Linked DNA regions of Homo sapiens: region 1 is linked to region 2. A link is a loop called in an ENCODE intact Hi-C map of the cell type or tissue named here. Cell type or tissue: OCI-LY7. All regions are shown on one strand. Each heading gives the region's core, and the rest is flanking DNA. Links, peaks and the distances in the headings are about the cores only. Region 1 overlaps C9orf43 (chromosome 9 open reading frame 43). Region 2 overlaps AKNA (AT-hook transcription factor).

Region 1 (15,488 bases), core at 1,547-9,546, 960 kb before region 2:
TGCAACGTCACATTCGCTTTCAAAAACAAACCGTGTTAAAATTGTATTTATTTTTCAGTTAAATTGTTCATCATACATTTTTTCCAGTTAAAACCATTCTCAAGGTTTTGCAATGGCGTTTCTTTTTTTTTTTTTTTGAGACAGTCTCACTCTGTCGCCCAGGTTGGAGTGCAGTGGCGCCGATTTCGGCTCACTGCAAGCTCCGCCTCCCGGGTTCACGCCATTCTCCTACCTCAGCCTCCTTAGTAGCTGGGACTACAGACGCCCGCCACCACGCCCGGCTAATTTTTTTGTATTTTTAGTAGAGACAGGGTTTCACCGTGTTAGCCAAGATGGTCTCGATCTCCTGACCTCGTGATCCGCCCGCCTCGGTCTCCCAAAGTGCAGGGATTACAGGCGCCAGTCACCGCGCCCGGCGCAATGGTGTTTTAAGTTGTTTTTAAGTTATTTTTATATTAAGTTCGTAGAAATTCTCACTCCCACTGATTTTATTTATTTTTTAATTTTTAAAATTTCTTGACAGGGTCTCACTCCGTCCCCCAGGCTGGAGTGCAGCGGCACGGTCTCGGCTCACTGTAGCCTCGACCTCCCTGGCTCAGGTGGTCCTCCCACCTCAGCCCCAAATAGCTGGGGCTACAGGTGCGTTCCATCACACCCAGCTAATTTTTTGTATTTTTCGTAGAGACAGGGTTTCACCATGTTGCCCAGGCTGGTCTCGAACTCCAGGGCTCAAGTGATTCTCCCTCGGCCTTGCAAAGTGCTGAGATTACAGGCATGAGCCACGGCGCCCAGCCTCCCACTGAGAATTAATGCTGCTTTTTTTTCCCGTCAAGCATGCAGTCCCAAGTCGCCCTGTAGTTTTCCTGCTTTCGATAGAAGCCTGATTATAGAGAAATATTTTAAAACAAAAGAGCAAATGCTATGATAAATGGCAACTGAAAGTGTTTCAATTAGAGACCATAAGGTCTGGTGGGGGAACTCCGCTTGGATAGAACAGACCTGGCTGAAACCATCAGGGCTGCTCAGCGCTAGTCAGTTGCTCTTCAACTGGAATTGGGCTCAGTGTTGTCAAGTATTTTGGTCCCTAAAAGGACATTGTGGGCTATTTCAATTTTAAAATTGATTCAAATTTAAAATTGATTCAAAGTGCTAGCCAAACAAAACAAGTAATAGGCCAGGTGCAATCCCAGGCTGATAGTTTATCTTTGATCTAAATTATGAAACTGTTTAGAACAGGGAGTTTGTTTATTACTGTTCATGTCCAAAGCAGGTCCCCTCACATATTTAGTAATCAATAAATGTGTTGAATAAAAGAAAGAAATGGACACTGTCCTTAAAAAGTTCTTAGGAATAAGGTGGTAGTTAGTGATTGCCTAAAACACCTCTAGAAAGGAAAAGATGATAATATTTATTGAACACCTCCCATGAATAAAAGTACATTATCTCATTTAATGCTTCTGCAGTCCTACTTAGGGATTCCCTGCCTTCTGCTTATGTTATTTATTATTTTTTGTGGAGAGGGGGTAACTCATCTTGGCCTACCAAAGTGCTGTGGTTACAGACCTGAGACACCAAGTCAGGACCCCTCCCCCTACTTGAGAGAGAGGTGTGAAGACCCTTGTCAAAGGCCATATGGCCAATGAATGAAAAGCTAATGGCCTCTGATGCAACTAGCAGTGTCTAGTGATTTGCTATTTGAGCAAACACATTCATTGCTGGTGGGTATTTTATCTGCCTGCATGGGAACTGAAGCACATTGAAAAATGAAACATGTCTTCCAGAAGTTTGGGCCTTCTAAGACACTTCTGTGACTACTTTGGTCATAATTTGATAATGCTTTTTGGAGATGGTGGCATCTTCTCCCTGATGACTAACGAAGGGGAAAAGGAAAGGATGCAAATATTTATTTGGAACAATATGCCAGGCTTTTAATATCCATTAACTAATTTTTATAATGACCCTGTGAAATAAGCTTATCCTCATTTTACAGTGGAGGCAACAGGCTCAGACTGGTTAAGTCCCAGGTCACTCAGCTATTAAATAGCCAATTAGGAGACCTGAAGTCCTGCTCTCAAACTCTTGCCATTCTACTTTATGCTGAGCTATTTTCATACTTGCTTGTTATCCAATCTTTAATTATTTTGTGGCCATCATTTACCTATATAGGTTCAATAGAAATATTTTATACTGTGAGTTCAAATTAACATCTGGACTGTATGGCTAATGTATAATACTCCCTAATTATGTAGCTGTTGATTTTCCAGAGCACTAGAATGCTGCAGGGTTGGCCTTTGGCCTAAACCATTTCTAGCTATGGACTTGCCAGATGAGAGCCAGTGGGACGAAACCACCTGTGGCTTGGCTGTTTGTCAGCACCCACAATGCTGGGCAACTATCCGCCGCATTGAGAGGGGCCATCCTCGAATCCTCGGCTCATCCTGCAAAACTCCCCTGGATGCTGAAGGTGAATTAGCCAGCTTCTGTCCTCTCCCTCACGAGGTCCTTAACGTATTTATGTATGTGGCTCCCTTTCTCCAGGCAGCAGGTTAACATGTTTTCTTCTGGTCTGCCTTCTTAGATAAACTCCCAGTGCTCACCGTGGTAGACATCTTAGATTCCGGCTTTGCAGCTCATCATTTACCAGAATGTACCTTTACTAAGGCCCATTCTTTATTGTCTCAGAGTTCAAAGTTTTACTCCAAATTTCATGGCAGGTAAATTATCATGGAATCTTCCTTTACAGCCTATTGTCTCAAAATTCTGGATTATGATTTTCCTTATCCATTAGTATACTTTGAGAAAGCTAGATTAAAAAGAAAATACCAATTGGGTTAAAGAAGTGGTGAATAGGCAGTGGGAAACAGAAAGAAACCCTTCCTGCTTGTGCCCTAGGAATTGGTTAATTTGGGAGGTATATTGGTTCGGTAGGGCTGTTATAACAAAATACCATAGACTGGGTGCCTTAAACAACAAAATTTATTTTCTTGTAATTCTTGAGGCTAGAAGTCCAATATCAAGGTGTTGCCAAGACTGTTTGCTTTTGAGACCACTCTTGGTTTGTAGATGGTAATTTTTTATACCCTGTGTCCTTTTTATTTATTTTTTTTGAGACAGGGTCTCACCCTGTCACCCAGGCTGGACTAGAGTGCAATGGTGCGATCATAGCTCACTGCAGCCTCAACTTTCTGGGCTCAAGCGATCCTCCCACCTCAGCCTCCCAAGTAGCTAGGACTACAAGTGTGCACCACCACGCCTGGTTAATTTTTTTTTTTTTTTTTACTTTTATTAGAGACGAGGTCTTGCTTTGTTGCCTGGGCCGGTCTTGAACTCCTGGCCTCAAGTGATCCTCCTGCCTTGGCCTCCCAAATTGTTGGGATTACAGGCATGAGACACCATACTGAGCCCCTCTCCCTATGTGTTAACATGGTCTTCCCTCTGTGCGTCTGTGTCTTAATTTCTTCTTACAAGGACACCAGTCTTACTGGGTTAGGGCCCCCTCATGTGACTTCATTTTTACCTTAATAACTTTTTAAAAAACCATATCTCCAAATACAGTCAAATTCTGAAGTACTAGTTGGGACTTTAACGATGAATTTTGGGAGGACACAATTCAGCCCATCTTATCAGCATCTGTATGTACGGACAGAAAACCATCCATATATGCCATCTTTCTTTTTTCTTTTTTGAGACAGAGTCTCACTCTGTCACCCAGGTTGGAGTGCAATGGCACGACCTCTGTCTCCCAGGTTCAAGCAATTCTCATGCCTCAGCCTCCCGAGTATCTGGAATTACAGGCGTGCACCACCATGCGTGGCTGATTTTTATATTTTTAGTAGAGACAGAGTTTCACCATGTTGGCCAGGCTGGTCTCAAACTCGTGACCTCAAGTGATCCACCCGCCTCAGCCTCCCAAAGTGCTAGAATTACAGGTGTGAGCCACCATGCCCAACCCTGTCTTTCTATTTCCTTTTTTTTTGGTGGGGGATAGGGTCTTACTTTGTTGCCTAGCCTGGAGTACAGTGTCGTGATCTCGGCTCACTGCAACCTCCACCTCCTGGGTTCGAGTGATTCTCTAGCCTCAGCCTCTCAAATAGCTGGGACCACAGGCACGCGCCACCACTCCCGGCTAATTTTTGGATTTTTTGTATAGACAGGTTTTCGCCATGTTTGCCCAGGCTGGTCTTGAACTCGTGAGCTGAAATGAATTGTGTGCTTAAAAATGGCTAAAATGGTCAATTTTTGTTATGTATATATTTACCACAGTAAAAAACTCATATCCTTGTATTTTCATATCACTTGCTGTTTGTCTTATTTTTAAAAAGACGTGTTACATGCATGGATGAATGAATAATGTAAAGGGGTTATCCTGTAATCCCAGAGTGTTAGGATTACAGGCGTGAGCCACCATGCCCGGCCCCTGTCTTTCTATAATAATATTTTATTTTTAGGTATGAAACTATTTGTAAGCTCCTAAAGGAAAAAGCAGTGCCTTTTTTTTTTCTTTTCTTGAGTCTCCTACAATGTCTGTGTACCCAATGAGTGCTTGCTGGTACATGAAACAAAGGGACAGGTATCTGTGGAAAACTTAGACTTAAAAAATTCGAAGACTTTGTTACCTGGAATAAAGCACCAGTGGTGGCTCTCATAGTATTTTCTTTTCTCCTGTTCCATTTAAGTAGCCCTTAATGATTTCTCTTTGGCTAACAATAGTATAGGAAGAGGTGTGACTATTTTCATGTTCTCTAGGACTTTAACTCTGGTTAGACAGCGGTGTTTCTCAGTCAGGACCTATGATATGCTTCATATTCATACCCAGGGACACACTCCGCCCCTGCCATGCCCGCCATGTATAGCGCAGAGCTGTGAGAGAGCTGCCTCCTCTAGTCATTTCCCTGTTTACACGCCTTCTTCCTTCAGTGTGTCTTGCTTTCTGCTTCACACTCTCTGTCGGAGACCAGTCCTTCATGACATGGTGGGTTTTTGCAGTGGCTTCTGAACTGGTTTCCCTGCCTTTTCTCCTCGAAGCTATTTTACATATGGCCAACAGATTAATCTTCCAAAAATATTGCTTTGTTCATTTCCTTGCTTGAAAAGCCCCTTTATCAGAACTTTGTTTACTAGAGAACAGACTCAAACCTCCCAACTCTAGACTGGTGGCCTCTCTCTTTACTGTCTGGCTCCTCTAATCAGAGTCTTCTCTTCTTGAACACCAACTTTTCCTCTGTGTGAGACTGGTTTTCTGATTGTGCTTTTCTGTCATGCAGTTTCCTAAACCTTAAAGGCCCTCTTCCTTCCTGTCACTTCATTAAGTCCCTTTCCTGGCCTGTAAGGCCCTACGAGATCTGGCCTTCCTACTGGACCTCATCTCGCATTTCTCCCTTCCTTGTTGAGTAGGCTGCAGCTGCACTGCTCTTTCAATTCCTCATCTATGCCACACCTCCCACCCCAGGGCTAATGGCCCTACTGTTTCTTCTGAGTAGAACACTTTTTCTCTTAACTAGGTTTTTTTTTTTGTTCTTTTGTTTTTTGTTTTTAAAACACTATTGACATTTTGGACCAGATAATTCTTTGTCCTTTGGGGCTGTCTTATTTTAGCTACTTCCCTGGCCTGTACCCATTGAATACTAATAGTACCCTACCTCCAGTTATGACAACCAGAAATGCCTCCAGACATTACCAGATGTCCCCTCGGGGCAAAATTGCCCCCTTGTTGAGAAATACTGCCCTAGATCCTTCCATCTAATTCCTTTTGGTCATTTGAGTTTAAGCTTAAATGTTGCTTTTTCACAGAAGTCTTCCTCAACCAGTCTATTTAAAATTTCCTTACACCCTCATTGTCATTTAACCAAGCATCATTTTTCTTCAGTTCTTCTGACCTGAAATGATTTTTTTGATTTGTTTGCCGCCTCTCATGAGAATGTCAGTCCCTACAAGAGCAGGGACCATATGTTTCTTTTGTTGGCTGCTCTGTCTCCTATGTCTTCAACAATGCATGGCAAGTAGTGGAAACATAATAAGTATTTGTTGATTGAGAGAATATGGTCCTTTTCTTCTGTCAAGGTTGAGTTTCCTCATTTCCCACTAGCCTCTGATACTCTCTCTTCCAAACTACCCCCAGTACTTCAGTCCCTGACATGCTTATTGATATTTTTATGTTTATCTCCTGTTTGTCCAACTGGATTTTAGGCCCTTTGAAAGCAGGGACCATGACATTTGTTTAGTCATTCAATTCACAACTGTATTTTAGTGCGGGCCACTGTGATGAATGCTGGGATACAATAGTAAACAACATACAGTCTTTATCCTCAAGGGACTTTCAGCCTAGTTGGGGAGGCAAAGAAATAAGCAGTCCGTATGATGAGTGTCATGAGAGGACCGCCCCCTGGTGTGTGGAAACACCAGAAAGGGTTCCCAAGTCAGGGCACTGTCTTCTGTGTAAGTGGCATCTGTGCCTAGACTGGAAGTCTGAGCAGTCTAGTGAAATGGGGGTTGTAGGTGGGAGGTTGGCAGGAAGCGAGTTCTAAACCATAGGAATAGCATATGCAAAGGCTTGGAGGCAAGAGGAAATTGTGTCTGTATCAGGAAAATAGTTCATTGTGCCTAGAACATAGAGCAGGAATGGAAGAGTGGTCAGAGATGAGGCTGGGGAGCTGCAGTAGAAACAGGAAGCAGGAGTCTGTGTCATGTAGGACTTCATAAAGCAGGCTGAGTGTTAGGTCTTTATCTTTTTTTTGTTTTTAAATTCCACTATCATTCCTAAAGATCTTTATCATTTACCCCTTTACATTATTCATTCATTCATGCATGTAACATGTCTTTTAAAAAATAAGAAAAATAGCAAGTGATATGAAAACATAAGGATATGAGTTTTTTACTGTGGTAAATATATACATAATAAAAATTGACCATTTTAGCCATTTTTAAGCATACAATTCATTGGCATTAAGTACATTCACAGTGTTGTACATCCATCAGCACTATCCATTTCCAGAATGTTTTCATCATGTCAAACAAAAACTGTATCCATTAACAGCAACTCCCCATTCCCTCCTCTTCCCAGTCCCTGGTAATATCTATTCTATTTTCTGTCTTTATGAACTTGCCTGTTCTAAATACCTCATGTAAGTGGAATTACACAACATTTGTCCTTTTGTGTCTGGCTTATTTCACATAGTATAATGTTTCCAGTGTTGTAGTATATACTGTAGTCCCCCCTTATTTTCAGGAAATATATTCTCAGACCCCCAGTGGATGCCTGAAACTGTGAAAGTACCAAACCCTATATTTACTATGTTGTTACGTATACATACATACCAATGGTAAAGTTTAATTTATAAGTTAGGCACAGTAAGAGATTAACAACAATAAGATAGAACAATTAAAATATACTGTGATGAAAACTCATGGTGTGAATATCGTCCTTGTGGTCTCTCTCTCTCTCTCAAAATACCTTAGTTATAGGTGCTCACCTATTTTCAGACCATAGTTGACTGTGGGTAAGTGAAACCATGGATAAAGGACTACTGTATCAGAATTTCATGACTTTTAAAAGCTGAATGATATTCTATTGTATGTATATACCGCATTTTATTTATGTAACGTATTTTGAACATCTACATCAAAGTACTTAATATTAACTTTCATTGATGGTGATATAACTGTCTCTAGCTGGAGAGAAGAGTAGGCTATGAATTCTGTTTGATGGAACAAATAGTTGTGAAGTATTTGCAGTGTGCAATGTCTGTTAAGGAGCTGTTCCGGGAAAAACAAACAAAACTTAAGGATATGGTGAGATCCTACATTCATTTGGTAAGCATTAAGCCCAAGGTTTTCTGTAGATAAGTAGAAGGATTTCCTCATAGCACTAACGTTATCATTCCAATAAGTCTTTTGTATTTCTGTTTTATGTGTGGAACTCATTTTTTAGGCCTCCGAAGGGTTTACCTGACAAAAGTTTGATCAACTGTACTAACAGACTTCCCAAAGTAAGTCATAGATTTTAAAAGTACTTCTTCAACATTTTTTCTTTACTAGTGGAAATAAACTATTCTGCCTTTATTTGAAATTATTCCTCAGGAGGACTAAAATCTGAATAGTAATGTTGATAGTAACCATCTAATATTGGGCCCTTCCTGTATGCTAGACTCTGTGCTATCTACATGCCATATTGTTTTCAGAAATCCTAGAAGCCAGTGGGATCTATTTGTATGGGTTTGGCGTAGGTGAGAATTTTCTGTCTCTATCCTGCATAGAACATGTTCAGCTACTCAGTAAATACTGTCGTCTCATAATCAGGGAAACTGGAATGCTGGAATGGCAGACCCAGGTAGGCCTTAAGATCATCTCATCTGATAACTTACAAAGTGTTTAGCTATGATCTACAGTAAGAAATAGATTTTACAACAAAAATACCATGGAACAATCCTTACCCTAACTATGCACTCTAATATTTTCTGCCCTATTCTGTTTTATTCTATTTCATTTTTAAACAATGTGGTCTGTGATTCAAAAAATTTGATTTTATGACCTATGAATAAGTTGCAATTGCAGTTTGAAGAACACTATAATGGTTTGATAGACCACAGCCTATCTTATATATCTTGCAGGTGAGGAAACTGAGATGGGTAGTGATTAGCTAAAGCACACAGCTAGTTAGGGGTAGAGCTAAATTAGAAATTTAGGAAGAAAAAACCCTCCTACTTAACTATGGTAAAGAGAGATTTACTATTCTTTGCAGTACTACTGGATGCCTTTTATTTTTTTCTTGAGATGCTTCACTTTTCAATATCATGTGTAGTGGAGCGTATAAGGAACTGAGATGGTAGATGGTTTTGAATGGATGAATTGACTAATCACTTTACCTCTTTGACTTCTTTAGAACAAGAGGATTAGATTAAATAATAATAACAACAATAATAATTATTATTTTAAGAGACAGGGTCTTTCTCTGTCACCCAGGCTGGAGTGCAGTGGTATGATCATGGCTCATTGTAGCCTCAAACTCCTGGGTTCAAACCATCCTCCTGTCTCAGACCCCTGAGTAACTGAGACTACAGGCACACACCACCACACTTGGCTAATTAAAAACTTTTTGTAGAAACAGGGTCTCACTATGTTGCCCAGGCTGGTCTCAAACTCCCAGCCTCAAGCAATCCTCCTACCTCTGTCTACCAAAGTGCATGAGTTGTCATGCCTGGCCGAGATTAAATTATTTTAAGTTAATTATTTGAAGAGATAATGTATGAACATGATTTTTAAATTCAAAAAGCATTAAAGGATTTATAATAAAAAGGAATCTCTCCTATTACCTCCAAGTCCATCAGTTTGTCTTCACAGGGACAACCTTATTTTGAATAGTTTTTTCGTGTGTGTATCTTACCAGGAATATGGACTAGGTGATTTATAAGATTTCCTTGAGCACTATGTTCTAGGATCCTAAATAGCTAAATGTGAGAAGAGTTAGCCTTTGACTTTTATATAAATGCCTATAATTGTAGTCAGACTGTAAAAGAAAACACCTTGCTTCTGTTTCTATCAGTTCTCTTCCTGCTCCCAAACTGCAGATTGTAATGTCTGTGGGATCTAAGTCTTTGGAGTGGAGTGGGCAGGATAAGTAATGTTCCTGTAGGTAAGCCCCAGGGCACCCTCATATGGGATTGGATTGGGAGTTGCTAAATGCTACCCTAATGGCACAGGGAAGCAGGGGAGATTATCTGCTTATTAATACTCACTCTTGCAGATACCTATACTGATATTTGATGGAGTAGTCTGTTTTTTTTGGGAGAATATTATGAAGATATCTTGAAGATGGGAAACTTAAAATCATCTTCTGTGCCACCAGACTCTTTGCTTAGCATATCCTTAATCTGATATAGGAGCTTAGCACCTCAAGCCATACATAGGCTTTATATCTTTCTCTTAGTTTCCAGTGTTGAATTTGAATGAGACGCAACTTCCCTGCCCTGAAGATGTTAGAAATATGGTTGTATTGTGGATCCCAGAAGAAACAGAGATACATGTGAGGTGAGTATCATATCTGGAACTCAGAGGACTTTGACTCTATAAATCCCTGATGTCTTCTGCAGCGTCCTTTTTGTGATCTCCCATTTAGCCAGCTCATTGCAAGTAGCAGGAGGCCAAGCAGAGAAGGTCGTGGTCTGTTGCATCTGCCTTTTGCTACACTGGAATTTTAATGTAATGCATTTTGAGATTCATGCTGTGGGACTTCTCCATATCAAATTTTACACGGCAGTAAATAGCATACAAGATAGGGCTCAACTTACTTATAAGGCTTGACTAAGAAATAAATGCTCTCTCTTAGTTTTTCTTATTAGCCACTTGCAACAAGTGAAAAAGTTCTCAGTGAAGCATGTGAATCTCTGTTCTCAACCCCAGGGCCTAGTACAGTGTACAAAAGCAATAGCATATAGGACTTGTGTACAAAAGAGTGTGACAAAGACCATTTGGTGAAGGCCCAAAGGCTTGCTAATATTGACAACCATGGGGAAAGTGTTTGGTTCTTCTTTCCTGATCCTTGAGGCTTTCAGGTTCTTAAGTGACATTTAGAGATGATGAAACTTAAGAATTTCTTTTTATTTCTTTTGTTTTTCTTTTTAAAAAATAATCCTGTGAGTGCTTCTCTCTATATATATGCATTTGTGTGTGTGTATATATGGTATAAACAAATGAAAAACAACCCTAAGGGTTTATTTCCTTTCGTGTGAAAGAAGCTCAGAAGTAGGCAGGCTAGGTCATGTGAGCTCCATGAGATAATTAGAAACCAGGGCTCCTTCTAGCTTTTTGGGCCGTCATCCTTAGCCCATGGATTCCAACTTCTAAGGAGTTTCATGGCTGCTTTTAAGGTATAAGTTGGCTACTAGAGATCCAGCTATCATATCCACGTCCCAGGCAAGGAGGAAGAGGTCAGAGCAAAAAATACTTCTTACCAAACATCTCTGTGTCAAGCAGTGAGGATTTAGTGAACCAAATAGATTTGGTCCCTGTCCTGTTGGAGCCTTGTCAGGGGGAGTCAGCCATTACAGACATAACCACACCTACATATATCATTTCTAATTTGGATTCATGCTATGAAAGTAGGTAACCGGATTGCCTGAGAGAATAATGGGAAACCTAATTTAGATATGAGGATGGGGGGTCTTTTTAGCAGAAGGTACTTGGGCAGCAGTTACTGCTGGGTTCCCAACCAGCTATCTTTGAGTACTGATCAAAGATAGGAATCTTTGTGGTCATCATTCACAAATATCCTTGGAGCTTCTGTTTAAGATATCTGGGAATAAGTTGTGCTTACTCTTATTTCAAGTCCAGCTGAGAAGCATGTTTTGTTTTGTTTTGTTTTGTTTTTCTCCAGCCAGCATGGGAAGAAGAAAAGAAAGAACTCGGCAGTGGTGAGTTTGATGTTTTTGTGCAAACCTTTATAATATTGCTATGTAGAGTTTATTTTGTTTTCCTTTCAGGTCTCCTCCACCTTACCCCCGTTCTTTCCTGAAATGATCCAAATCTGCTAAAGAAAACCCTTCTTTAGGAATAATTAACCAAACCATTCTCTATTCAGAGACTCCTTTTTTCTGTCTCCTTCCTATAGGGAGATGAAGAGCACCTTGAGATAATAGGAGGAACTGTTGCGTGTTCAGGGGGGGAGTTTTTGGTCAATTAAAAACGAATCCCCAACGTGATCATATAGAATTTCAATGGACTAGGGGTTATAAGACCTGGGCTTCTAACTCTAATTGTACCATTTATGAGTAAATGTGACCTTGGATAAGTCACTGTAAGACTGCTATGTCCATGAGAGTAGTGTCTTGGTTCATTTTGTTCATTGCTGAATCCCCATCCCTAGCCCTGTGCCTGACACATAATTAGACAATAAATTTTTGTTCAGTTTGTTGAGTGAGTAAACGAATGACCTTTCTGGAAAATGAAACAAAACAACGAATCCCTGTATGATCTGAATACAACAACAGAGTTGGGAGCTTGAGAGGGAAACATGTGGCGGCCCTCATCGTTCAGAGGAGGCAACCATGGCTGGAGTACATGCCAGGGTAGTGTTGAGAGGCTAGAATGTTGATGGAAAGGACTAGGCTAAAAAGAATGCTTTGGAGAATTCTTTCCATTGTTTCTCTTCCAGAAAAGCAAGTCATTTCTGGGTCTCTCTGGAAATCAGTCCGCAGGAACACGAGTAGGAACACCAGGGATGATCGTGCCTCCCCCAACCCCAGTGCAATTGTCTGAACAATTCAGTTCAGATTTCCTACCTCTCTGGGCTCAATCCGAAGCGTTACCTCAGGATCTACTGAAGGAGTAAGTATCATGTAGGTCTGTGGGAGAGCCAGAGCACCTGCTTTTTACTGAAGCTGGGATGGGTCTAAACAGTGTGCTTTTTCTGAGTAGGACTGGGAGAAAACTATCACCCCGATTTGTTTACTGAACTCTTGGACTTACCAACAGGCAGGGATGACCATCATAACCACCACCATTTGTCACACTTACCATTTGCCTGGCCCTGTGCTAGGCATATCACATGTACTTTCATTTAAATTTGCACTAGGAGGTAGGCACTATCACTGTCTTCTTTTTATAGGTGAATTATGAATAAGTGGTAGGCAGAATATGTGGTCTGCAGTGAGATGACCTTTGAATTTTACATTGAAACTTAACTGGCTATATGAATTTTGGTAATGTATTTAGCCTCTTAAAGCTTCATTTTCCTCATTTGCAAAGTGGGAGTAATATCTGTTCTCAGGTGTTGTAAAAGCACATGAGCCTGACATAGAATCAGCACTGAGTATATGCAGCTATGATGATCGTAGTTGCATCAGAAAAGTGTTACCAAATGAACACTTGTTGGTACAGGCCTTTTCAGACCCAAAGTGGAAATTTCTTGGAGCCCTTTACATCTCTTTCTCCTCAGCCATGCTTTCCGGGAAGAGCTGTTGCTGACTGTCTGGCTGTCCTCTGTCCCCTTCAGACTTTTGCCAGGTGGAAAGCAAACCATGCTCTGTCCAGAGATGAAGATAAAATTGGCCATGATGAAAAAGAATCTTCCCTTGGAAAAGAACCGACCTGACAGTGTGATTTCTTCTAAGATGTTTCTATCTATACACCGCCTCACCCTGGAAGTAAGAGCTAGGAAACAGCAGGGAAGAAGCCTATGTGAAAATTCAAACCCATCTCTCCTCAAATCTGGAAGAGTTGACATTCTATTCCTTATCTCCCTTCTGCCTTTCCACTCTGAACCCATGCCCCAGAGAAGGCTGGGCTCTATGTATGTAAAAGCCAGTCGATGGGGAAGTGTTGAGAGAGCAATGTTCTCTATTTCTTTCTTTTTTTTTTTTTTTTCTTTTTTGAGAGACTGGGTCTCACTCTGTCACCCAGGGTGTAGTGCAGTGGTTGATCATGGCTCACTGCAGCCTTGACCTGCTGGGATGAAGTCATCCTCCTACCTCAGCCTCCAGAGTAGCTGGGACTACAGGTGTGCGCCACCATGGCTGGCTAATTTTTAATTTTTTGTAGAGACAGGGTCTCACTATGTTGCCTAGGCTGGTTTCGAACTCCTGAGCTCAGGTGATCTGCCCACCTCAGCCTCCCAAAGTGCTGGGATTACAGGCATGAGCCACCATGCCTGGCCATGTTCTCTATTTCTTCTGCACTTTGTTCCCCACACCTTTTCCCTTCCTCCGTAGCCCCTGGTACAATGCTGCAAAACACTGGGTTCTTAAAATGTGCTTGTTGACTGGATGAATAAACGCATTTGGGGGATACATTTGGAGAAAGGGAAAGACCTGCAGTAGAGCTTTTCTTTTTCTTTTTTCTTTCTCCAGAGACCAGCACTGCGATATCCTGAACGTTTGAAGAAATTACATAACCTGAAGACAGAAGGTAGATTTGCTGTTGCTGCTGGATCTCTAAGCACCATTTTCTGTTAGCCCACATTTCTCATACTTTAACGTGGTCCAATTCAGTTATATTTGTGGCCACAGTCATACAGGGTCACATGTAGAACTCAGGAAACAATAGTTTCAGGAAGCAGCCCCTCTGGCTTGGTCCTTACCAGGGAGTCACCATTGTGAAGGAAGGCACAGCAGGCATTCCAGTGGGAGAGAGGGGGCTGTTAGAAGAGGATCAAGCTGGCTCTCTGGTCACCAGGTTACAGGAAACAGCAGCAGCGGCAGCAGCAGCAGCAGCAGCAACAGAAGAAGGTGAAAACACCTATTAAGAAACAGGTAGAGTGGCAGTGAGGGGCTTGCTGGGACTGGGAGAGGTCTACAGCCTGGAATGGGAAGGGATGTATGAAAGGTGGGGGTCTCCTTGTTTTCTATCTGGTTATAGATAAAAAGTTCTTGTCTGGTTGTAGATGTTAAATTCCTTCTTTTTGATATTCCTTTTGAAAAAAGTTTTCTTTACTTCCAAAAATCCTAATTTGTTCCTCCTGATGTGGGTTTCAGGAGGCTAAAAAGAAAGCCAAGAGTGATCCAGGGATCCAGAGCACTTCACATAAACATCCAGTTACCACCGTTCATGACCGTCTCTATGGTAAGGGGAATATATGCTTGGTTGGGGGTGATAGGATCCCTGAGGGGTAGGTATCTGAGGGCAGGAAAAGCTAAACATGCTCTTGTCATTTTGAGACCTGCCTTTGTCAGGCACTCAGAGTTTCTTGGAATGCTTCAGTCTGTCTGGTCTCTCATGCACCATCCTTCCCTCATAAATTTGCTAAACAAACAAGCTGAGCCAGATGTCTGCTTCACATGAGGGCTTGAAAGATGACCATGAACATGAATCCCAGTCATCTTTTCCTCAGGTTCTACCTTAGAAAAGGCAGAGCACTTTGAGGATCAGGAGAGGAACAAGCCCAGGTTACTGAAGAGAAAACCCTGAGGGCCCATTTTCCAATGAGGCAGGGAGAGCTGGGGCCCCTCACTAGAACCCCAAAAGAGTTCTAAGGAAGCAGAGCTCTGGGGCCCCCTAACCTTCCTGCCACAAGGTAGAGAGTCTCTGGAGCCTCACGTTAAAATCAACACATTGTCTAGCCCCATCCAGGAGTCAGGGAGCCAACTCTTGTCAGGCAGTTCTTTTGCTCCAGTGCTCATGCTGGACACAAGAATGGACATCTCCCCTTTTTGGAGTCGTTATTATGTCTGAGCTCAGGCATATACTTACCCCTATCCCTCCAAAATTTTTCAACTTGAGTGGAGAATGGGAGGAGGGAGAAAGAATCCCCCCAAACTTTGGAGGATCGTTGTGCCCGTCTCAGACTGGACATTGCTGACTTTAATATGAAAACAACTGTTTAATCATCAGAAAGAGCTCTCCAATCCTGGGGCACTGGGAGGGCTGAGATGAGGTTTCCTGAGAAGGATGTTGCCCTCTTGCTTTCCTTCCCATCTCACTTAGTTGTCTGATGCCAATGATCTGCTCTAACCTGAAGGTTGGAAGGTTCCTGCCCTTCTTATGGGAGGTGGACAGAATCA
Region 2 (15,488 bases), core at 4,048-12,047:
CCTCCCAGGGCTGGTCTCTCTGGACACAGCCAGGGTGTCCCGGGTGCTCCCCAAGGCTGGATTCACTCCCTTGGGGGATTCTGTGAAAGGTGAATCAGGATTCTGTGAAGGGAGGACTAGTGAATTTGGGAAACATTGGGTTAAACAAATGAATATTCTCTGCACAGATGGATTTCTCTCAGCCTTTAAAATGCTAATGGGCTTTATGAATGGGGAGGGAGGGGAGGAGGAAGAGAGAGAGGAAGATGTTTCCCCAACTCATCTGCATACAGAAGCCTCCCCCTCCCCCCATCCCCACCCAGGGGCTTCTAGACCAACTTGCAGCCATCAGAACACACTGAAAAGAGGTGGTTTTACATCATCTCCGTAATTCCTTCTTGGGTAATTTCTGGTCACCTCAGCTCTTCCAGATCCCTCTTCAGCTGAGATGGAGGAACAGGGGCTGGGGGGGAGGTGGCAACATGGCAGCAAATGCAGTGAGATCACTATAAACCCTGGCCAGAGGCCAGTGTAGAGAACAGAGCCCACCAGTGACTCCTGACCAGTCCTGGCTCCCTGCCCCACAGCTGGGCTCCCTGGTCCTGCCCCAACCCCAAGGCTCCAGACCCATCGGTGTTCCTGGGCCAGGCCTCCCCAGCTGCAGATCCCGCAACTACCAAGTCTAGTTCTGCTAGAGTGTGGTGTCACTCGTGGGCTTCAGAGCTAGGCTGCCGAGTTCCAACTCCTGCTCTGGCACCTACTTGTTGAATGATCTTGGTCAAGTTATTTAACCTCTCTGTGCCTCAGCTTCCCCAACTGCAAATTATTTAAGAGAGTGGTCCATAAACATCACCTATGACCATTCTTATTACTATAACAGTCATCAATCCACCTCATCCCTATGCCTGTCTCCACACCCAGTGCCAGGGCCTGAGTGCCAGGGCTTACCCAGGCATGAGGAAAGAAACACCTGTTCTGGAATCAGGGAGATGTAGGTTTCAGTCCCAGCTTTGCCTGTTGCACCAGCTGTGGGATGTTGAGCAAACCATTCCACCTGGCTGTGCCTTGGTGTGTGTGTGGAGGGGCTCAAATATGACCCTGAAGCTGGGGTGGGATACCTGTTGCTGCTCAGTGAATGTCAATCTCCTTCCTATGGGTCCCCATCCATTGCTGTCCACCTACCCACCATGCCTAGCCTGGGTGTCCAGCGCAACATCCCCAGCGCGGCTCCCTCCCAGGTGGGTCCAGCCCTCCCCCGTGGGCTCTGAGCAGAGTGAAATGGCTCGGTGGGTTCTGAGGACTGCCTCTGAACTCGTGGGTTCTGAGCAGAAGACCATCCTGGGGTCTCTCCAGCCTTCGGGGTAGAGTGCACAGAGGTCCAGATGGAGTGAGGCACTGGCCAGCTGGAATCTCAGCTCCCCTCAAGCCCCATGGACCCAGAGTGAATCCCCTCCCTGTTCCGGGGCTCTGTGTTCTCTTCTGCACATAGGAGCTGCAAGCCTGCCATGTACTGTTCCTTCAGGGCAGCTGTGAGATGGGGTTGGGCAGGAGATGATAGTATCATCCTGCTTCCTTCCGGTAGAGCCCTGAATGGTGCTCACACTTCTTGAGGCTGAGAGAGGGGTTGGGGGAGGGAGCAGAGCCCTCGGGCCAAGCAATCATTTTTCCAGAAAGCGGGAGTGAGTGAGCTGGCACAGAACCATTTCTGGCCTCTCCTGTGACACCCTCACACACATGAGCCAGGGGTCTGGGTGCTGGCCAGGGCAGGGTGACTACACATGGGGGGGACCCTGAGTCCTACTGGGTCAAGGGAGCACCCACGAGAGGAGATACCCCAGCTGTGCTCCCCCGTGTCCACCCCCGCCTGTCACTGTGGCTGGCACACAAGAGGCCTGGCAGTAAACACCTTTATAATATTCCCTAACTCTTACAAAGTGCCTGCCTAGTGCCAGGTAAATGCTTTCTGTATACTGACTCATGCCCTTAAACGAGTGCAGGAGGAAGGAAGGGAGGAGGGAGGGTGCAGACGCTCCACGCCTCCAGCCCCCGCCACTCCATGACCTTCAGAGGCCCCTATCCCAACGGGAGCCCCAGTTTCCCAATCTGCCAAATGGGGAAGCCCAAGTGTTTGGGTCTGATGACCAGTTCCTTTCTCCTTGGACCTACTTGGAGTCTGCAGCCATGGGAATGTGGTTTCCCCAGAGAGGATGACCTAACAAAGCCCCTTCCCTCCCTTTCCCAACTCCCCCGTCTCTTCCAACCCTGGATCTGGCTCAGTGGTTCAGAAAGCTGGAAGGAGCCTGCTTGGCTCCCAGGAGGAAGTCTGATTAGCCCCTCTTTTACAGATGTGCCCGATGAGGCCAAGAGGGAAGGGTCCTGCCTGTGCCAGGCAGCAGGTGTGGGGACGCAGCGGGGGGGGGGGGGGTCCTGGTCCTAGAACAGGCCCCCTTCCATTTCCTCACCACAGTGGCCTCCGCCCACCTGCCCCGGAAGTGCCTCTCGACATTGAGAGCAGCAGCTGTGGCAGGGGCAGGGTCCTGGAGCATGACAGGGGGAGGCACTGGGGCATCTGCATCTCTGCACCTCAGCTCCCACATCCTCCTCTACTGCTGCCTGATGAGGCAAGAGGAGGGCACAGCAAAAGCAGGAAGCCACGAGGGGCCGCACAGGTCCCACTTCCTGCCTCACTCAGAAAAGAGGAAGGTGCAGAATTCACAGCCTCCTCCGAAGACGGGGTGGGGGCTGGGGTGGTGGGTTCCCCCTCTGCTCTCCTCCTGCCCCATACTGCTGTTCAGGGGAGGGGAGAGGCTGTGGTGAGGTGGTGGGGAGGGAGAAAGGCAAAGGTGTGATCCAGGAAGATTCAGGCCCAAAAAACAAGCACCAGGGGCTGAGCAGAAATTCTGTGTTACTCTTTTGAGGCTCACAGAGCCCAAGTAACGTCCTTAAGGTCACACAGCTGGTTAGCAATGGAGCCAGGAGTCGAACCCAGGTGGTCTTACTCCAGAACCCATCTAGAAGGAGAGAGATTCTCATGAAATTCCTGGGCTCATGGTAGCTCAGGCCTGTAATCCCAGCAGCACTTTGGGAGGCTGAGGCAGGAGGATCACTTGAGCCCAGGAGTTCAAGACCAGCTTGGGCAACAAAGTAAGACCCCGTCTCTACAAAACATTGAAAAAAAAAAAATTAGCAGGGAATAGTGATGACTGCCTGCATTCCCAGCTACCAGGGAGGCTGAAGCAAGAGGATCCCTTGAGCCCAGGAGGTTGAGATTGCAGTAAGTTACGACCATGCCACTGCACTCCAGCCTAGGTGACAGAGCAAGACCCTGACTCAAAAAAAAAAAAAAAAAAAAAAGCCCAGGGAAGGCAAGGTCACTGCCCAAGGTCACAGAGGGACCTTGGGGTAGAAGAAAACTGGCGTTCCACTATCTCCAGGGCCTCAGTAGATGGAGGAGGCAGTGGCCTTTCTCTAGGACTATGGAAAAGTGTCACCTCCTCGGGGACTTGGGCCCATGCCTCCACCCCATCCCGGCCTGGTACCTTGGCCCCGAGGCGTAGCTGGTCAATGGTGTTCTCGGCCTCAGCGTACTTGGTGAGGAGCCTGTGGTAGTCTTCCTGCAGAAAGCGGGAGCAACACGGTCACATGCGCAGGCACACAATGAACCCCTCCTTGCTGGGAGACCCTGATAGCAAACCCCCTTCCATAAGGGCTTCTGGGTTCCTGAGAGGAAAGCATTCAATGGTGGGATCCGAGCTGAGCAATCTTCAGGCTTGTGTGCAACACAGACCCACCACGTTCAAGTTCTGGAGCATGAGAGGGCAGTGGGACAACTCTTCTACCCCCATGACAACGGGTCTAGACTGAGGGCCTCTGGCTGGTTTACCTTGATACATAACCCATGTCGCAGATGGCTGCCACTGTTTTATTTCTCCAAATGCCCTGCCCACCGGTTGGCTCTGTGGGGTGAGGCCCATATCTTTCTTTCCCCCTGCTGCACTGTCGGTGTTTAAGAAGCATGTGCTTAAGAAGTACCTGATTTTCAATGGCTAATTGAATGAATCACCCAAGAGTCCCATGGCAGAGAAATAGAAGACTTAAAATCACTGTTCCACCTACTCAGAGTCACTTATCTTAAACAAGTCCAAAGAACTTTATAAAAACAAGTCATTGCAGGAAAAAAGGAAAAGCATGTCACCTTTGAAGGATGTGAGGAACTGACTCCTTCTGAAAACGGGTCGGTAACTAAGTAAGTACCATTATGGGTCAGTAACGGTAACAGTAAAAGGACAGAACGGAACATCTCGCTGGCCCTTCCCATAGGAACAAGAACTTGGTAACCAAGTAGTTGATGAGGGACACTTTTACTTTTTAGCATATTTCCAGCAATTAATGCAGGAATGAGAGCATTAGCATACTACCACTTTGTCACCTCAAATGAAAGACTAGCCCAAGACAATGACCATCAGAGGCTGTCAAAATCACCAACAAGAGAGCAGCAGGCATCCTGTGCTTACTGAAGGAGGCACTCACGTGCTCTTGCCAAAACTCCCCACGCCCGTGGAGCTCATGGTCTGGAAGGGAAATGGTCATGTTTCTCCTCCAGACCACCAAAGCCTCTAGCTCAAAACCTAACAATATTCAAGAAAAAGAGGACAATGGGACGCATGAAAAGAGACCACAGCACATCAGCAAAGCCCAGACTGCGGACGACTCTGCAGGACAGACTGATTTCCGCAACAAATGAATTGCACGGCAGAAGTAAGAAGGAGGACGGACTAAGAGAGTAAAAGAGATCTGAAAAAGTAAATGCAAGAAAGAAAGAAAGAAAAAGACAAAGGGAGAGGACAGACTTGAAAGGCACCAAATGCAATATACAAGCCATGTTTGGATCCTGAGGCCCATGGACGGGAACGAATAAGCCATTTATGAGACACAGAGAGATCTGAATGCGGGTGTGATATTTGTTCATATTTAAGGACCTGGTGTTAACATTTAGGTGACCATGGTATGTGGTTATGTTTAATATAAGGTCTTTATCTTTAGACATACACACACTAACACATTTTTAGATAAAAGGATTGGATGCCTGAAATTTTGCTTCAAAATAATCTAGTGGGGGTGAATAGGGGAGAGGTAAGGCCACAGGCGAGAAAGGTTTTCGGGGCTGCTAATTGTGGATGCGGGGGGTAGGTACATGGGAGTGTATTCTACGATCTTCTCTCTTGTATATGTTTTAATTTTTTTATAGCAGAAGTTGAAAAGAAGCAAACAGATCATCCTTGAAACACGAGTACAATCACTGGTCTTTTTGAGCAAAGGGCTTGGGTGTATCTCAGGGCTCCAGGTACACCCTCCCTCCACCAGCAGGGAGTTCCTGGCCCAAACCCCAGGCCTCCCTACCGCAGCCAGCCTCTACCCCAGGGCTTCCTGCCCAAGCCAGCCTCCACCCCAGGCCTCCCCACCCCACCAGCCTCTATCCCAGGGCTCTCCACCTCAGCCAGCCTCCACCCCAGGCCTCCCCACCCCACCAGCCTCTATCCCAGGGCTTCCTACCCCAGCCAGCCTCCACCCCAGGCCTCCCCACCCCACCAGCCTCTATCCCAGGGCTTCCTACCCCAGCCAGCCTCCACCCCAGGCCTCCCCACCCCACCAGGCTCTACCCCAGGGCTCCCCACCCCAGGCCTCCCCACCCCACTGGCCTCCATCCCAGGGCTTCCCACCCTAGCCAGCCTCCACCCCAGGCCTCCCCACCCCACCAGCCTCCGTCCTAGGGCTTCCCACCCCAGCCAGGCTCTATCCCAGGCCTCTCCACCCCAGCCAGCCTCTACTCCAGGCCTCCCCACCCCAATTAGCCTCCACCCCAAGCCAACAGGGGCCTTGGTGACACATCCACAGCCATGAGTCCCACTAACCTGGAGCTGATGGACCAGCTCAGTGGCTTGCTCAGGCGTCTGAAATTCTTGGGGTACCCTGGTGATAGGGTGGGCAGGAGGCGTGTCCTTTGCCAGGGCTGCTTCTCCACTGCTCAACAGCACCTCCTGCACAATCTCAGCTGGAGACTTGAAGATGAGGGGCCTGGCAGGGGCCTGAGGCTTCCTGTTGTGGCTTCTGGACTTGGGGGGACGGTAGCTCTCATCTTTGGGGAATCTCACCCGGGGCCCTACCTTGGAGAAATCAGGGAGTGGGTAGTTCAACTGCCCCCGGCCATACTTGGGGGCATTAGAAGAGGAGCGGCCAGCCAGAGTGGCTCCCTGTCTGGGCAGCGGCCTGCCCTGCCGCGTTGGCCTGGGCTGGGGATTCAGGGGGCTGATGGAGCCAATGAATCGGGAAGGGAGTGGCTTAGGTGACGTCTTTGTCTGCTTCCAGATGTGTTCCTTGGGCTGAGGGCAGAAGAATCTGGTCGTTTCTCTCCTCCATCTATCTGTGGCATGCTGCGGACTCTGGGCTGGGGGAGCTGAGGAGTCCTGGAATTCCATGGGGGTTGCCCGAGCAACACTGCCTCCAGTTCTGCCATCTGGGCTTAGGAGGTGGTGGCTGGGGCCCTCTGGCAAGGTTTCTGCCAGGGCAGTGGGCTGGGGGCCATCGGTCTCTCCTTCCCAGGTAGAATCAAGGCTGTCACTAGGGTGGTCGAGGCTCACTGTCCCACTGCTCCAGGACCTTGCCGGGCTGAGTTCAACGGATGGGTTGACCTCGGAATGTTCAGAAAGTTTGTCCCCACTGGCTTGTTCGCCAGAAGCCACCCAGCCCCTGGCCTGACCATGCCCAAGAGCCATGGGGCTGGTGTTTCCATGGCCTTCCAAGCTGAGACCAGCCTCATACCCCAACCTTGAGGAGCTCTCTCCAGCCTCCTCAACCTCCAGACTTCCGAGGGTCCCATCTGGCTCCTCTTCAGTCATGTCCAGCTGACGGCCCTGCTGGGGGAGCCAGGCAAGAGGCTCATGGGAACTTGCTGGGCTGTCCACATCCTCTGCTTCAGCCTCTGGAAAGACAGGCCATTCACTTCTTAGCATATACCAGCTCTGCACCCACCTTGTAACTTACCCTAAGTCACTTCAACTCTCTGGCTTCCATTTCCTCATCACGTGGGGATGGAAAGAATCCCAAGGTGGTGGTAGACTTAGCCAAGTGCTTGTCTGATACCTGATCTGATTATCTCAGAGGTCCTTCAAACTCAAACTCAAACCCAAACCCGGTGGATGGTCCCTCCAGTGTCTCCCATCTCAGCAGACGGCAACACCATCCCCTCTATGCATACAGGCCAGAAGGCTGGGAGGCATCTTTGCCATCTCTCTCCCTCTAACCCCCTGAATCCATTCTGTCACTTGGTCCTGTCCAATGGGACCTCCTATAAAGATCGCAAACTCATCTACTGCTCTGAAGTCTACCACCACTACCTTAGCTCGCGTCCCATCCTCTCATCTGGCTAACTGCAGTCAGTAGCCACCTAACCATCTCCTCTATCCTCACCCACATCCCACATCTGAAAACTCATCCATGTCTTCCTGTGGAAGAAAAGCAGAACCTTCACTATGGTCCTAAGGTCGCTGCCACCCCGGCCCCATTAGCTCTCCTGATCCATCTCTCTCCATGGCCCCTCAAGCTCCCCCTGCTCCTGCTATGTGCACACAACGCTCCTCCCACCATGGGGGCTACGCATGTGCGCATCCCTCTGCCGAGGGATTCTCTCCCCTCCTTGGCCTAGTTAACTCCTATCTGTCCTTCAGGCGTTCGCTCAACCTCTGCCTCCTCAAGGAAGACTTAGCTCTCCCTGACTAGGTCAAGTTCTCCCTTTTACAGGCCCTCATAGGACTGGCTCCCTCTACTTTGTAACACTTATCATAGCAGCAGTTTTCCATTTATTTGTGCAGTTGTTTCATTGACATTTGTCTCGCCCACTACACTGCAAGTTCTATGAAGCCAAGGATGCTCTCTGTTTTGTTCATGATTATATTTGCAGTGCCGGTACCTGACACTATTTGTTGACTAAACAGAAGGAAGGAGAAAAGGGAGGTGAGTGAGGAAGAGAGGGAAGGAAGGAGGGAGAGAGGAAGATAAGGTATATAAAGCCCCCAGGAAATAGATAGTTATTGTAATTATTACATAGTGGGTACTCAAGAAATATTTATCCATCTACCCACCCATCTATCCCGCCATCCTTCCTCCCAACATCCATCCATCTACCCACCCATGCACCCATTCATCACCCACCTGTCCATTCATCCATGCATCTAACCACCATCCATGCAGTCATTGTTTATGGAGCACCCACTCTGCTCTAGACCCCGTGTTGACCTCAGGGATAAGTCCAAAGTTTCATGAGACATAGTTTGGGTACCACCAGGCATAGACTCTCTGTTCAGGCAGATGCACCTTTGTCGCACTCTCTGTTCCTCCATGCTCTTTCCCCTACCCTTGATGCCTCTACGTCTCTTAACCACTTAACATGTCCTTCAGCAAGTTACTCTTGCTTACAGCAGCATACTTGAAGCCCAGGGAGGTTACGTAAGTTGCCAAAGATCACCCAGTGGTTCCCTGGACCTAGGACCCAGGCCCCAGCCATGCAGGTGAGTTTGCTTCCACCACTAGGGGTCACGTACTAGGGGTGAAGGGGCCTGGGCTTTGGAGCTAGGGAGCCCTGGGTTCAATCCTGGCTCCTATCACCCCTCACTGGGGCCACGGGCAAGCTGCTGACCTCTCTGGCAATCCATAGTCAAACTTGAGGATAGTTCCTCCTACCTGACAGAGGGTGGTGAGGAGGGAACAAGAGAGGGCCAGACCCTGCCCAGCCCTGTGCCTGGCACATAGTAAAGGCACAGGACAAGGTAGCAGCTGTTACATCATAGCAGGGGGTTACCATGTGACCCCAGGAAGAGATGCCTCTGCCCTGTCGACCCAGTGCATCTCAGTCACCATCCCCTGCTGGAGAGAGAGCTCAGAAATGGCTCCTCAGTGGGCAGTGCCCACTTTGAGCAGATCAGGTGTGTGAAACTTTGAGTAATGGCACAATCCACTACCAGAGGAGGCTTCTCTACCAACCACACCAGCCTGCGGGAGTCACAGGACCCTAAAACAGGGGCATCTTGCTCATAATCTAAGTGCAATAGTTACCATATATTCAGCTCTTACTATTCTCCACGATATGATTCCTCTCATTTTATAGATGGAAAAAGCAAGATTCAGGCAGAAGGAACTTGCTAAGCAAAGCTAGGAATTCAGTCTAAGTTGGTCTGGATGCAACCAGAACACAGCTATTGTAGAAAACAAGAAATGCCAACGTTCCCATTGCTAATTGGGATTTTAAAAAACCTTAAAAATGTCCAGGCATGACGGCTCGCATCTGTAATCCCAGCATTTTGGGAGGCCAAGGTGAGAGGCTCACTTCAGGCCAGGAGTTTGAGACCAGCCTGGGCAACACTGTGAGACCCTGTCTCTACAAAAAATACAAAAATTAGCTGGGTGTGGTGGCATGCACCTGTAGTCCCAGCTCCTCGGGAGGCTGAGTTCTGAGGATTGATTGAGCCAGAAAGGTCGAGGCTGCAGTGAGCCATGATCATGCCACTGCACTCCAGCCTGGGCAACAGAGCAAGACTCTGCCTCACTAAAAAAAAAAAATAAAGTCAAAAATGGACATAACCCCGGGACTAAGTAATTCAAATTACCAAAGATATGATCAAATCAAGTGTGCAAAGATATATTAATGACATTCATCACTGCATTATTTATAACAGCAAAATCTAGAAACTACTAAAACGCCCAGCAGTAGGAGACTGGCCAATTAACCATGGAATATCCATGGAAGTCTAGGAATCACTTGTGGGAGAGGATTTGATGAACTACGAAAATGTTCACATCTATTAAGTTAACCAAAAAGCAGGTTACAAGGAAGCATGTAGAATACTGTTCCTTATTCACATTACATTTGCATATCTACACATATGGAAAACAGTGGTTATCAGGGGATGGAGTGGGACAATGAGTAATTTTAAATTTTACCTAATTTTGTGCTTATACTTTCCGGTTGTTCTGCAATGAATGGTATTATGTATACAATTTAAATCTTTAAAAATTTTTAATTACAGACTTTGTAGAATTTAATTGAAAATGCTGAAGCAGCGTCCACTCCCTTCCTCCCTGGAAGAATGTGTGATGGCCGGGCTTATGCCTGTAATCCCAGCACTTTGGGAGGCCGAGGCGGGCGGATCACGAGGTCAAGAGATTGAGACCATCCTGGCCAACATGGTGAAACCCCGTCTCTACTAAAAAAAGAAAAAAAAAAAAATACAACCGGGCATGGTGGCGCATGCCTGTAATCCCAGCTACTCGGGACGCTGAGGCAAGAGAATCGCTTGAACCCAGGAGGCAGAGGCTGTAGTGAGCCGAGATCGTGCCACTGCACTCCAGCCTGGCAATGAAGCAAGACTCTGTCTCAAAAAAAAAAAAAAAAAAAAGAACGTGTGATGTTTTGGGGACAGGACACCACTGTAGGGGGAGGGGTGTCAGTCTCACCTTCTCCCGAAGTCTCTCCTGACTCGGAATCCTGATGCCCATCGGGCTGCGGGTGTGGGTCCCACTCCAGGGGCGGCAGGTGCTGCTGGGCCAGGCGGAAGTCCTCTAGGAGCTCGGGGCTGGTGGCATTGGGAAAGAGTCTCTCTTCTTCCCAGCTTTGTGAACTACTTCTATCCACATCCCTCTTGTCCTCGGCCCAGGCCCAGCGCCGCCGCTGGGGGCCCTTCCCCAGGCCAGGCTCAGCCCAGCGGATCTCAGTCTCCGAGCTGGCCATTGGGGCTGGCCTGGGCTTCACCTGGGCCACTTCATCTTCAGGAGACAGAGCTGCTGCCAGGGGCCCCAGAGTCACCGCTGGTTCCTGTCAGCATCGGCCATCCTGCCTGTGCCCTGTCAGGGACACATTCAAGAGAGAACATTAATCAATCCTGATCCCCTCTTTTATTCGGAACAAGAAGTTACCAGCAGGAACTCTGGAATTAGCCCCAGTTCAACTCCTGGTTGTGTCCTCCCGAAGCTGTGTCACCTTGGGCAAGTCACTCTGCCTTCATTTTCTTCATCAATAAAGCTGGGATAATAATTCCTCTCTCTCTCCAGGGTTTTTTTTTTTTTTTTTTTTTTTGAGACACAGTCTCACTCTGTTGCCCAGGCTGGAGTGCAGTGGCACAATCTCGGCTCACTGCAACCTCCGTCTCCCAGGTTCAAGCAATTCTCCTGCCTCAGCCTCCTGAGTAGCTGGGACTACAGGTGCACGCCACCACACCCGGCTAATTTTTGTATTTTTTAGTTTCACTGTATTGGCGAGGCTGGTCTCGAACTCCTGACCTTGTGATCCACCCGCCTTGGCCTCCCAAAGTGCTGGGATTACAGGTGTGAGCCACCATGCCCGGCCCCCTCCAGGGTTTTATAAACTAGATGAGACACAGGATGAGGAGCCCAGTGGCCAGTGCACCAACGAACAGGTGTTGAATGCATGCTAGCTAGTGTTACTGCGTACTGGCTCTTCGTGTGGGCATGGGGCACAGGCCCTGCTCATGGGAGAACTGATGGCCCAGGAGGAAGCAGACGATCACCAGGCAACTACAAATCCAGGTGAGATGTGCTGGAGGAGGCACGGGGGCTGCCCTGACACAGGCCAGGGAAGTCTGGTGATCCCAGTTTAGAAGCCGGTTCCTCCAAGAATCCTCTCTGACCTCACTGGGGTAAGAATTCAGATTGAGAGGTGGGGGAGGATGATGAAAAAAGCATTCCAGGCCAGGTAGGAGAGCTCACGCCTATAATCCCAGCACTTTGGGAGGCTGAGGCGAGTGGATCACTTGAGTCTAGGAGTTCGAGACCAGCCTGGGCAACATGGTAAAACCTTGTCTCTACGAAAAATTAGCCAGGTGTAATTGTGCACACCTGCAGTCCCAGCTACTCCAGAGGTCGAGGTGGGAGGATCACTTAAGCCCGGGAGGTCGAAGCTGCAGTGAGCCATGACAGCGCCACTGCACTCCAGCCTGGGCAACAAAGTGAGACCCTGTCTCAAAAGGAAAAAAAAAAAAAAAAAGGTAGCATTCCTGTACCCAACATAATTGAAAAACAGGTGCTCAAATGAAAAGGCATGAAGTCCCAACACATGCTACAGTATAGATGAACCTCAAAAACATTATGCTAAGTGAAAGATGCGACAAAGGTCACATATAGTGTGATTCTATGGATAGGAAATATCCAGGCAAGGTAACTCCTTGGAGAGTGAAAGCAGGCTGGTATTTGCCAGGGGCTGGGGGAGAGGAGAGCGGGCACTAAATGCTTGCTGGGTATGGGATTTCCTTCTGAAGTGATGAAAATGTTTTGCAACTAGATGGAGGTGGCAGTTACACAACACTGTGAATATACTAAATGTCACTGAACTGTTTACCTAAAAATGGTTAGTTTTATGTTATGTGAATTTCACCTCAATTTAAAGAAAACGCCTTCCGAGTGAGGAGTGAGGCGAGCTGGGGGCGGGGAGCAAGCCTACCAGGGGCTTTCCTGGACCTGGGAGTGGTTTCGCCGCCGATGGCTGGGGTATTGAACACAGGGAAAGCCCATCAGAGGTGTGGTTTAAAAGTTCCCCTTGGGCTGCTCTGGGAGAATGAACCAGGGAGGCTGGCCACACGGGGGACCCGTCAGGCGGCTGCTGCAGGAACAGGGTAGCCAGAGAAGGGCTCCTCCGCTGCCTTCCCTCAACCCTCTCCTTCTTTCCCTCTTTCCTTCTCCCTCTCATCTCCTTTTGCCTCTTCCTTCTGACGCTCCTGCTATTTCCCTAAGCGCTTCCTCTATGCCAGCACTGAGCCAGGCCCAGGAAGTGCAAAGCTGACCCAGAGTGGGCACGGTCCCCCAGGGAGCTCCCTGCCATGGAGGGTTCAGAGAACTGCAGCCCATCAGTGCAGCGGCCCCCAGAGCAGCTCACACAAAGGCCTTCTTCCACAGATGGGGAAACTGGGATCCAGAGAGGGGAGAGGCCTTGCCTAAAGCCACACAGGGGTCAGGACAAGGCAGGGGTGAAAGTCAGCCTCCTGGCCCACAGTCTGGGCTTTCTCCCCTGCATGCTGTGTTGAAGGCAGTATGACTCCAGGCCTCCCAGGACAGAAGGTCTGTGTTTGTCCCTTTATCCTCATGAACACTTGGATCCTGCTTGATTTGTGTGGCTGAGAAAAGTCAGCAGGCAACTATTTTTGGACACAAAGTTCCCCAGGGAACAGTGCAGCCCGGGAAAGGCTGACTTCTCAAGGGCTGGAGGAGGGAGGTGCAGGGAATACCATTCTTCCCTCCTTGGCTGCGACTCCTGCTCTGTGGATGGGTGTTCGGGGCTTCTATCCTCTGTCCCCGCCCAGTCTTCCTCTCTACCCCCAAATGCAGAGCCCTACAATTTCCTCCAGATCACCCTGTGTATTGTCCTCCAGCCCCACAGTCCCTACCACATGTGAAGAGCCCACTCGGCGCCAGCCTGGGTTGAAGCTTTACTTTTAAATTCTCAATCTGCCCTCCTACAAACATGAGGGTAGAATTTGGCTAAGATCACCCAGCTACTTCCTGCCACAGCAAGATTTGCAACTGTCAATTCTGGCCTAGTGGTACCCCAATATTTTTTTAATCACACAATCCATCAGTAAAAATATATTTGCTCGAACACATCACGCTAATATATTACATGTATTGGAAAGAGTATTTTCAAAAGTGATCTTCTAAAAAGATGCAATCGAAAATGGGCCAGGTACAGCGGCTCACACCTGCAATCCCAGCACTTTGGGAGGCCGAGGTGGGCAGATCACTTGAGCTCAGGAGTTTGAGACCAGCTTGGGCAACGTGGCAAAAGCCTGTCTCTACTAAAAATAAAAAGGAAAAAGAAAATATATACAGGTGACCCTTAATGACAGTTTGAACCACACAGGTCTACCTATATGTGAATTTTCTTCTGCCTCTGCCACCCCTAAGACAGTAGATCAATCTCCCCCTTAACTCCTCCTCCTCAATGTGAAGATGACAAGGATGTAGGCCTTTATGATGATCCACTTCCACTTAATGAAAGTAAGTAGATTTTCTCTTCCTTATGATTTCCTTAATAACATTTTCTTTTCTCTGGCTTACTTTATTGTAAGAAAACAGTACATAATACATATAAGACAGAAAATATGCATTAACCAACTGTTTATGTTATCAGCAAAGCTTCCAGTCAATAGCAGGCTATTGATAAAGTTTTGGGGGAGTTAAAAGTTATAAGCAGATTTTTGACTGCATGAGGCACTCCTAACCCCTGTATTATTCAAGGATCAACTGTATTTTATTTTATTGAGACAGGGTCTCACTGTTACCCAGGCTGGAGTACAATGGCAATCAGAGCTCACTGTAGCCTTGACCACCTGGGCTCAAGCGATCCTCCCACCTCGGCCTCCTGAGTAGCTAAGACCACAGGTATGCGCCACCATGCCTGGCTAATTTTAAAAATTTTTTTTTGTCGAGATGGGGTTTTGCCACGTTGCCCAGGCTGGTTTTGAACTCCTTGTTTCAAATGATCCTCCTGCCTCGGCCTCCCTATGTGCTGGGATTACAAGCATGAGCCACCCACCCAGCTGGTCAACTATATTTTAAATAGAAGCTCTAATCCTTGCTTCTCATACCTTCTGCAGGGCCTGTACCCTTCTTGGAAATCCCTGCCAGGGATCTTAAGCTTCAGTGTGCTTAAGAATCCTCTAAGCGTGCAGTTTCCTGAAACAACCTGCAGAGAGCCTGACTCAGTGGCCCTGGGATAGGGCCCAGGAATCTGCATTTTAAACCAGGGCCTCAGGCAGGGCCTGCCCTTTGAAGTTCACTAGGCCTCCTGGCTCCTGCTGTTATGGCAGGTGGAGAAGAGGCTACAATTTAGCTGTTGCTTTTCTGATTCTGAAGCCTCTGCTGAGGAAGGGGCCGGGGGAGGTGTGCGGTTTTTTGACTTTTTAAAGGGCTTTTTTTCTAGCTCTGCCACAGAGCAGCCTGCCCAATCACAGAGCCCTCTGGGTGCACAAAGAGGAACATCCTGTCTTCTGGGATGACTCAGTCGTGGCAGAAATCTCACTGTAACCAGGGGAAGGTGCACGTCAGAGGCAGCTGCAGTGACTGACTAGAGTTTCGCACTTGCCCCCAGGCGCCTAAACCAGTGAGCCTTTCCTGAGCCAGGCCTCTGCCTTCCATGCGAGCCATGGCCCTCCTCACCACAAAGCCCCAGAACTGGCCAGTCAGCTAGTCAGTCAACAAACACACGTTAGTGCCAACTACCTGCCAACCTCAGGCTGGGACGATGCTGTGATAGAGAAGCAGGCTGGGCATCAGGAGACAGGTGCTAGTCCTGGCTGCTGTTACTCACTGTGTATAGCTGGGCTTGCATTTTCCTCACTGTAAAATAGAGAAAGTACCACCTGCTCTTGATATCGCAAGGGGATATCACCCTGCTAGGGTGGGTTGGGAGGCAGGGTATGGGACTCAAAGAGCTTTGAAGTCCCTGATTG

The links. A loop is a pair of places that touch in the nucleus more often than their neighbours do. Peaks named below come from ENCODE experiments on the same cell type or tissue, not always from the same donor. Only the 100,000 strongest peaks of a DNase experiment are listed, where the experiment ranks them.
Region 1: it touches region 2 in a loop (6-fold over the local background); 2 of 110 quality-filtered maps call a loop at or near these places.

The regions. Positions count from the first base shown.
Region 1 is chr9:113,411,181-113,426,668 of GRCh38, forward strand. C9orf43 (chromosome 9 open reading frame 43) reads left to right here. Exons shown (of 14, transcript NM_001278629.2): 2 at 2,265-2,464; 3 at 2,579-2,714; 4 at 7,928-7,985; 5 at 9,923-10,023; 6 at 11,369-11,405; 7 at 12,146-12,318; 8 at 12,986-13,136; 9 at 13,839-13,896; 10 at 14,164-14,240; 11 at 14,463-14,550. The coding sequence starts at 2,314. Among named protein-coding and RNA genes, the nearest start is that of C9orf43, 8.2 kb to the left of the region's middle. RefSeq lists an enhancer at 195-1,094. In OCI-LY7, for the core only: CTCF peaks have their summits at 6,362 (motif pointing left) and 6,570; a DNase peak (open chromatin) is centred at 5,381; H3K4me3 peaks cover 1,245 bases; H3K27ac peaks cover 2,512 bases.
Region 2 is chr9:114,370,575-114,386,062 of GRCh38, forward strand. AKNA (AT-hook transcription factor) reads right to left here. Exons shown (of 22, transcript NM_001317950.2): 2 at 10,486-10,872; 3 at 5,892-6,958; 4 at 3,519-3,593. The coding sequence starts at 10,759. Among named protein-coding and RNA genes, the nearest start is that of AKNA, 9.7 kb to the right of the region's middle. RefSeq lists enhancers at 8,271-8,440, 11,017-11,998, 12,133-12,948, 14,981-15,050, 15,071-15,120 and 1 more. In OCI-LY7, for the core only: CTCF peaks have their summits at 4,451 and 8,581 (motif pointing right); no DNase peak of the experiment used is centred there; H3K4me3 peaks cover 35 bases; H3K27ac peaks cover 5,115 bases.